Linked DNA regions of Homo sapiens: region 1 is linked to region 2. Evidence: chromatin contacts called from ENCODE Hi-C data. All regions are on one chromosome and are shown on one strand. The core of a region is the stretch at or near the end of the contact, and the rest is flanking DNA. Distances in the headings are between cores, read along the strand shown.

Region 1 (4,836 bases), core at 1,037-3,536, 1.4 Mb before region 2:
GTAGTGCATGCGTGTAGTCCCAGCTACTCAGCAGGCTGTGGTGGGAGGACCACCTGAGCCTGGGAGGTTGAGGCTGCAGTAAGTCATGATTGCACCACGGCACTCCAGCCTGGGTGACAGAGTGAGACCTCATCTCAAAAAGAAAAAGGAGTTAATAATGCCTAGCTATTTTGAGGATTACAGCTTATATATCTATATATATACAGTGTCTATCACATTTACTATTTAGTAAACTTCCATTATAACATGGTAGATTATTATATATTTTCAAAATAGTCCACCACATTGAACCCAGTACTAAAACTGTTCATGGAAATTACTATTCATTAAATATACTGGGAGTTTAGCTAATGTCAGATAACCTCGCCAGATTATACAATAAGGGGATCAAACTAAAGGAACCTCCAAAACCTATCTAGCTCTAAAATAAATAACACAATGAAATTAGGCACACTTAGCAAGTCTGAAAACAGTCAAAAAGAAGGGTATAGACAAAAATGTTCCCAAAAAGAATTATTCCACAATTAGCTACTGCTCATTTTCAGGAGGAAGTCTGCACCAAGGAAACGCTGATACAAATAGGGGCTCCACTAAGAGAAGTGCATGCACTATAGTAATCCACTGATATGTGGTGTTAATAAAAATAAAAAGGGATTTAGATACATAGCACAGGTTTTTAAAACATTAAGAAAACGGTGACTCTGAAGAGTCATTTCCTAAGGAATAAAAGGGACAGCAAGCTGCAACAGTATCTCACATGAATTAAACTGTCCTTTAAGAGCAATGACCAACACAAAAAGAATGCATCTGAGGCTACTCAAGGCATCCTTATGGTTCTTGCCATAGGTGTTAAATTTTGTGTAACAAAAATTTGTTACTAAGAGGTTGCCTCAAATTGGCTAGCAGCCTAATAAATTAGACGGCTGCTCCTGCCCACCCTCCTATTAAACCCTGGTTAAGGAGATGCTCTACCCAACTCTTTTTCTCTTCTCTGAGCCTTTTTGCTGAGGCTTTGAATAGATAGATACAAAGACAGACAGACAGAAAATAGAGAGTGTAGACTTCAAAGTAGTTGATTTGGGAAATATTACAGAATGTTTGGACATAATAGACAGATAAGATTAGATTATGGCTCTTACAATAAACAGGGCCAAGATGGAATATTGTGCTAAAATCCCATTTGATTTGAAAATGTTTTGAAACCATTCGAAATTGTAAAAGACATTATCATCCATGGGGAAATGTTGCTGGGCATGCACCGAGTGTAAATACTGCCTAAGCAGCCTCTACTTGCAGGAGAAACCCTCTCTCCATTATAAGAGAACACATTTCTCAAATGTATGCATTTTTTTCTTCAAAAAAAAAAAAAAAAGGCTTAAAATGGTGGCAACATCTTGGGTCAGGGTTGTGCAATTTAAGTTGAATCAGAAGACACACTGAAGGATATTAATGAACACTCTGAAATGGAGTAATTTCTGTTAGGCAAGAACCAGTTCCTTTTTTTAAAAAAAGTATACAGGTTAAGTAATCCTTCTCCAAAATGCTTAGAACCAGAAGTATTTCAAATTTCAGGAGATTTGGGAATATTTGCATATAATGAGACACCTTGGGGAAAAGACCCAAGTCTAAACATGAGATTCATCTGTGCTTCTTACACACCTTATACACATATCCTGAAGGTAATTTTAATAATTTTGTACATGAAACCAGGCTGACTGTGGTTTGACTGTGACCAATCCACACACGAGATCAGGTATGGAATTTTCCACTTGTAGCATCATGTTGGCATTCAAAAAGTTTCCAGTTTCACAGCATTTCAAATTTCAGATTTTCAGATAAGAGATGCTCTACCTGTAGTTCAATGTGGCCACACAGAAGAACTCAAGCATCGGCTACGTGTAGACAGACAGAGCGAACAAACAAAGGAATGTTTGACAACTATGAACAAAAACACCTTGATTTTGACATTCACTATTTTGATAACTTCAGTTCATTTTATTTCTCTGAAATTCAGTGTTCTTAACCGAAAGATGAAGTAATGAAGCTAGATTAAATCGAAGGTTTCTCTCCTAGACTTAAAATTCTACAATTCTCTAATTCTAAAGCACCTCGGGCTTCAGCTGTTGAGGCAAAAGAATGCTTTATTTTTTATTTTTTAACAGAAAAGCTCTAAACTTGAACTCTGGAGGAGTTACAGAGGCAATAAAAGGCAAATCAGGCAAATTCTTTACCTGGAATTCTGCAGTGAGTCAGAGGATGTGCAGGGACAAGAATCCAGAATTCATCATCTTTATTCTGGCTGATGTAACCACTATAAATAATTGCCTCATGCCTGTGAGGTAATATGCTTTTGCCAAGGACCCCATTAACATCTAAGCAGACCTTGAGAGAGTCTCCTCTATTGTGCACACAGCTTTTATCAAATTATATTTCTTTTTAAACTTTCTGCCCTGATTATAAAAATAATACATAACATAGATTCCTAATGGAACAGCTCAAAAACACAAAGAGAATTAAAATCAACTGCTAACTCCAGCCCTTGAAAATAACAAATATTTATTGACCATGTATTGGGGATGTAACGGGGGCAAGACAATTTTCTTGATCTTAAGAAGTTTACAGACCCACAGGGTGGAAAGAGACAGGCAAGAGGCAGTTCCACAGATTCTCACCAGAGCTCGGCTAGGTGATGGTGGTCTGCAGAAGGAACGCCTTGCCCTGAAGAAGGAACGCCTTACCCTGGCTTACTTCTCTGGGCAAAGAAATGCTCAAGTGAACTCCAGGAAAGGAGGAGATGGAGTAAATGAAAAAGGACAGGAGAAGAGAAAAGGGGGGAGGAAAGCAGAAGAGGAGTAGGGTAAAGAGAGAGGGGAAAGGGGAGGTGGAGGGGAGAATAGACAGGAGGAGGGAACTGGATGCAGAAGGAAGGAGAACCAGCCAACAAACGGAGAGACTCCTCAGGAGGAGGGCACAGATGTTTCCTTAGCGAAGACTTGATAGACTCTAGTTTCTGCCTGCTTCCTCAGCTTCGAATTGGGGTATGAACCAGAATAGAACAAACTGGACAAAACTAGACAGAACCCCCCAAAATTTCCATCAGCTCTGCAACAATGCCACAGGGTCAGCCTCTAGACATGGAACCCCAGTTTGGCTTATGACCCCCTCATCACAATACAAAGATGCATAAAGGAGTCAAGGAAACCTAGAGCAAGGACACCCCTAATCATCCATAATGGGGATATTGAGAGTCATTATTTCACTGAGTCCAACAGGTTTCCTGTTTTGCAGAGGCTCTGACCCTGGACAAAATTCCATCGCTTTAACTCATGATGCAGGAAGAGCATAACGCTGGGGAACGCAGCATAAAAGGCAATCCTCTCCACATGTTTGACAGAGTTTTCTGATATGAGCACACCAGACATCCCAGCTGCTCGTGCCATGTGTATAAATGCTGCAGCTACAGACATACATGTGGTCTGGCAAGAGGGTCTATGGAATTGGATCTTAAATCATGAGTACAACTTTCATAAGTAAACACACTGGAGAGAAGAGGAAGAAAACTAGGAAGAAAAGAAGGAAAAGAAATAGAGAATTTTAAAAAATCACTAGGCGGGATTTTCTGTTCCATACATCCTAATCCTCACAAAACTGCATCTAAGAGTCGACAGATGAGAACAATTATTTAGAGCACAAGTGATAAAAGGCAATAACAATATAAAGCTTTTTGCAGACTTGCCACATCAGCTATTTATCACTGTCAAATCATTTAGGTTAAAAAATTATAATAACGGAGGCTAACTGATCATTGGTGAAGTCATGCCTAGTAATTCTTAGTAAACAAACAAACAAAAAAAACAACCTGCCTGCTTTTAAGAGGTTAGCAGAGTAAAAGCACAAATATACTAATCCTTCAAAGAAGAAAAAACTTAGTATTTTATGACAAATGTTACTGAAATAAATTTGCATTCCTTATCGCCTTTTTTCTGCCTCTTCTAACATCATAAACAAATTATTTACATATAAAGCATGTTTTAATTGTAAAATAACAAAGAATAAGAAAACTTTGTAGAAGAAAAAAAGCAAGACATTTTAGAAAGGGGATACACTAAATTTACTTTGACACCAAAATAAAAATTTCTGAATATTCAAAAGAAAAAAATCTTAAGCAAATAGTAAGCAAATTAAAACCCCAAAAGAGTAGGATACTTTTTGTTCCAAGTAACAAAATACCCAAATCACAGTGACTTAAACAATATAAAGGATTTATCCACTGGGGCAACACAAAAGTCCAGCAAGAGGTTTTGCTTAGGACAACATTTGATCCAGTGGCCTTACAGTGGCTGTAAGAACTTGATTTCTTTCCAAGTCTTGGCCTCACCTTTCACGGCACTGCCATTTTCCTAAAACAATCTTTCTTCATACACCCAGTGTAGCTTTGAGCTACTGTTAAGGTTTTTCTTTTTTTTTTTTTTTTTTTTTTTGAGAAGGAGTCTTGTTCCAGCACCCAGGCTGGAGAGTAGTGGCACAATCTCAGCTCACTGCAACTTCCGCCTCCCTAGTTCAAGTGATTCTAGTGCCTCAGCCTCCCAAGTAGCTGGGATTACAGGCTCCCACCACCACCTCCAGCTAATATTTGTGTTTTTGTTGTTGTTGTTGTTTTATTTTTTGAGATGGAGTCTCGCTCTGTCACCCAGGCTGGAATGCAGTGGCATGATTTCAGCTCACTGCAACCTCTGCCTCCTGGGTTCAAGCAATTCTCCCTGCCTCAACTTCCCAAGTATCTGGAATTACAGGCGTCCACTACCACGCCTGGCTAATTTTTGTATTACTTAGTAG
Region 2 (4,684 bases), core at 1,093-3,592:
AATACAGGGAAATAATGAAACGATATCTGATGAAATGATAGATGAAACAAAGTTGGTCACACTTGGACACTTGAAACTGGATGATGGCTACATGAGTGTTCATTATACTGTTTTTTTTTTTACTTTTGTATATGTTTGAAATTTTCTGCAATGCAGTTAAAACATTTACACAAACACATATATATACACATATATAAAGTTAAATTGACAGTTCGCCATTTCCCACCCTAATCAATTTTCACCAATTATTCACAGTATTCTTGACCCAATCAACTTGGAGACAGAATCTGTTGGAAAAATTTCATTACTCTGTTTAGACACAGGATGGCACTCTTTGAATAAGTAATTAGCCAAAGTCCACTCCCACTAAGTAAGCTCCTCTACAAGCTGCTACTTTGTAGGGCAGTTTATCTTAGTTGAGGGTAAAATCTTTTCAGAGCTTATATAGATGTTTACTGCTCATACCTTTATTTTTTGTGTGTGTGCTGGCTGTCCCTATTTACTGCCAGTACTTGAAAAATTAAGGAAGGTTAAGGTTCAACACTATTTAAATAGTCATTTGATGCCTACTTTTCTTATTTTTGGTGTTTACAATTATTGCTATATTTTGCTACCTCATGTATTTCACATATATGTACACACATATATATACACATACAAATACGCACACATACATACATACATATGAATCATCTTTATTTAAAACTCAATGCCCACTATTGAACAGATTTCTACATTTTAAATGGCTTTTAGCCAGATACTACTGATTAAGGTCAGGATGAGGACTATTTACTCTGTGGACAGATGCTTTCCACTTTCAACCCTTGAAGAAGAATTGAAATAACTGTATTCTTGGACGTTCTCAGTCTGATTCATGCCTCCTTTTAGCCAACTATTCATAGATTCACCAGAAGAATTACACCTACTACCTCCGGCGTAGGAAGAAAAAAAAAAATCAAATGGGCAATAATGTTAGCAGAAGCTTGATATTTAAGAGCTGGTATTCAGAAAGATCATCCTTCCTACCCCCTTCCCTCCGGTCCAGTTCTCCTTTCTGGTTCTCACCATCGGAAATTGACTTGGCATTAACTAAGGGCTGGAATTTCAAGGCGTCAATTTTCCCCTGCCCCCAACCTCGGAAACTCTTAAACAGCTCCCTATTCTACACTCAATGGTAGAGACAGATAAATGATGCAGCAGATTACACCGTTGAAAGGCAACATTTGTCCTGAGCTATTTTCACATTTTTTCCTGTTTCCGATGTATGTGCCAGACTTTGTTTGCTTGCTTAGGACATGGAAAACACTGGGCATTTTCTCCCCAGCGGCTTTCATTCTCAGCAAATGAAAGTGAAAGTGCTACATTGTAGCGGTATTTTATCCTTAAAGTCTGGACTGGCAGCTTGTGTGTAGGGGGGAGGGAGGGTGGGATTGGGAAGGTTGAAGAACCAGTTTTGAGGTTTTGTTTGTTTATCTTGAGATCGCAGCAGGGTTCCTGTTTTTTTCCCTTCCTTTTTTTTTTTGGTGGTGGGGTCCTACTTCGGATTTATTTTCATTTGGGCAGTCATTGAAGTTTCATTCAATGGACTGACTTAAAAAAATACACTCCACTTGTGGCTTTTCCCGGTTGCACTTTAAAACACCATCCAGTCTCACCCTCATCTGGAAATAATGCAAGCTTCTCTCTTCCTTCCCCCGCTCCCTCCTCCCCTACTTTTTTTTTTTCTTCTTCTTCTTCTTTTAAAGCTCCACATAACCTGAAGTCGATAATCAAATGGAAAATGTGCTGGTATTAGTTTACTTTAGTTTACTTTCCCTTTTGGTGCTAACCTTACTTGCTGAAGTATGTATAAAACACAGGCATTTTGTACACTTGTAGCTACTGAGTCTTGTGCCTGCTGCACGAATCTAAGCTTTAAGTTTCCTCAGAGGCACTGTTTGCGTGCAAGTTTTAACATTTTGATTGTGTGGATTTTAAAAATAAAATTACACGGAGAATGACACCAGAGATCTTAACAGTGACATTAGTCCATCTAAAGTCATTCATCCTTCTCCCTCCCCCTTCATTTTTCCAAGAAACAACTAATAGCAAACCAGGCTAGAATTTCTAAGAGAGTTTAGAGGAGGAGGAGGAAAAGAGGCGGAATGAGATAGGACAGAGAGGTTAGAGAGGCCAGAATTTCTCTCATTCACAGTGTGGAAAAGTTGACATTGTCTAAGCCCTTCTGAATGGCTGGTAGTTGGTTACCCCGATTGTACCTCTACCTCCCCTCCCCCTCCACGTGACGACCCAGGACACATGCGCACCCGACGCAGCCCAGGCACATCTGCAGACTGACGTCAGTGTGCTCTGCCTCCGAGGAAAAGCTGCCAAAATTTTCTCCTGCTGCAATTCAAGTTGGCTGGGGGCCGGTAGTGAGATCTAGGGCTACTTCAACAAAACTTTGCTGCCCTTCCTGCTCCTCTTGTCTTCTTTTCTCCTGATACCTTTTGATGCTCTGCACATGTTATTTGCATAGCAAAGGCACTAAGCTTTCCAGGAAGAGAGGGCACCACTTCCACCCCCAATAAGTCTTTTTTCCCGTCTTTTCTTTCTTTTCCTTTCCTTTTTTGGGGGGTGGGGAGGGAGAGAAAGGGGGTTTGCAAAGGCAGCATCTCAGAGTGATAGCCTAGATGTATTGAAGGCATCTCTTATTCTGCCAAATCGGAAAGTCAGTTCTCTAAAGCCCGGGTTAGCCAGACCATAGGGTTTTATTCTGGCTGCAGAATAACTGGCTGGTGTGGCTTTGCAAAGGGGGGCAAAAAATAAAAAAATAAAAAAAATTAAAAAAAGTTAGAGAGGAGAGGGAGTACGTGAGTCGTCCAGTGCAATCTCTATTGTCTGAAACTTACTTTTTATCAGAATTTGAAGATGAAAACGGTAAGGAAGACTTAACAATATTCAATGGAGCTTTTTTTTTTTAAACCAACAACTTGTGCTTTGCTTGTCTTCCGAATAACGCTTAGAAAACTTTTTTTCTGTGTGTGTGTTTTTTTTTTTTTTTTTAATGGCAATGAGTGAGCTTGACTGAACTCATTTTACAAATAGATATCTTTTTAACTCCAGACTTGTCGGGGGTTGTAGAATTCTGGGACTTGCAGTTATTTTATGATGCAAAAAAAATACGTTTATTTTATGAATATACAATACATGTTTTGTGAAGTGGACTTGATTATGATTATTGTAATCTTTTAACTGATCACCAAATAGTAATCCGGAAGGTAATAATGATGTGTGTGTTTTAAATTGATTTCCAGTTTTCTTACAGAAAAGTCTTATGCATTTTGTAGTTTCATGTCAGTGTCGTTAAGTCTTCAGACAAGTGCATATTTTATGCCTGGGCTCAGAGGGTAGCATTAATGTGCTAGCTGTAGCCCCGATGCTCTAGGACATGTTAAGCTCTTAATAGGCTAATCAAAGAGATGGAAACGTGTGTTTTTGATTTACTTTTGGCCACTTGGGACGTGCTAGACTCATAACCCTCCGGAGCCTTGTTTATCGGGGTAGGTCTGTATATATGGTGTATGGGACCAAAGTTCAGGGATTGAGGAGGGAGAGTGAGAGTGCAGGAATGGGGTATTGGGAAGCCTCTTTCTGATAATATGTGCTACAATTCCTGTCTTTGATGCTTTCTTTCCCTGTACTAGAGGAAAAGTGAGCGAGAGATTGAGAAAGCGCACTGAGAGGGAACAAGAGAGTGAGTTTCTTACTCTTGTTTTTATTTGAGCTGCCGGTGCAACGCGTTTGGGCCAGATGCCAACTGTCTGGGTCACACGCGTTTTATCCAAATAGATTTAGCGCTGCTGTCTGGAAATGGGCTGCTGAATGTTAACTTTAGGATCAACTCAACCAGGGCAGCTCAGACTGTTACCCTCTGTCTGGGCGAAGTGGAATGGTGGGGGCGGGGGGAGGTGAGGGTGTGCAGAGCAGAGAGAAAAAGGGAAACTGAACCATTGCTTGGAACTTTAAAAGAGACACTTGAGTGTGATTTTCAACATGTTCTTTTTATGTTCAAGTGTCGTGGACTAATTTTCTGTTCTTTTTTCTTTCTTTTTAGTTTCTGTTGATTAGACTGAAATGTTTAGATGTGGGGATGACAGTTTTCAGAATTCATGACAGGAAAAGAAACGTAACACAAAATTGGTGTAGTTGAAAGAAATTAAGAAAATTAATTTTGGAGATAATTGTTTTCTTGTGTTGCAGCAAAGTGGTAACTGCAGTCTGGTTTATGTTAATTCTGTGCTTAAATGTGATCGTTAGTGTTTTGAATTTTTGAAGAATAGCATTTAGAGGCAAATACGTTGATTTCAAACAAATCAAATTCATTCATTTGCCACAGCTGCAAATGAAGTCTGTGTAGTGGTCTTAATATTTTTGTGATTCCCAAGAAGAAAAACTTCTAGCCTGAAGACTGAAAATACTGTAATACTCCTTATGTCTGGTCCCAATACCTGTAAGATTAATTCCTACTCTTGTCTACTCTTAGCACTTCCTCTTTCTTTCCTTAGTAATCACTAGTAGTAGTAACTAGGATGGGTCTTTATGCCAAATTTTATCAAGTTTGTGACTTTAGTGAGTGAATGAAGGGAGTTACCATATTAAGAGATAGTTAACAGCATATTTGGAATATGTGTTGGGGGTAGTG

Evidence for each region. A loop is a pair of places that touch in the nucleus more often than their neighbours do.
Region 1: a loop to region 2 is called in a map of endothelial cell of umbilical vein, with 8 times the contacts of the local background. The contact joins the enhancer-like site here to the promoter of ADAMTS6 in region 2. A Hi-C loop is called at or near these places in 1 of 168 maps with a recorded cell type or tissue (endothelial cell of umbilical vein).

What each region holds. Positions count from the first base shown.
Region 1 is chr5:66,847,466-66,852,301 of GRCh38, reverse strand. All of the region lies in intron 3 of MAST4 (microtubule associated serine/threonine kinase family member 4), which reads right to left. Among named protein-coding and RNA genes, the nearest start is that of MAST4-AS1, 150 kb to the left of the region's middle. RefSeq lists an enhancer at 1,892-3,091. Within about 2 kb of position 2,286, at least 4 of the 41 ENCODE cell types and tissues checked have a DNase peak (open chromatin) inside an H3K27ac peak, as active enhancers do; they include endothelial cell of umbilical vein, where a contact is called at or near this core.
Region 2 is chr5:65,479,578-65,484,261 of GRCh38, reverse strand. ADAMTS6 (ADAM metallopeptidase with thrombospondin type 1 motif 6) reads left to right here and starts at 2,342. Exons shown (of 25, transcript NM_197941.4): 1 at 2,342-2,919. RefSeq lists enhancers at 2,140-2,189, 1,963-2,462, 2,230-2,589.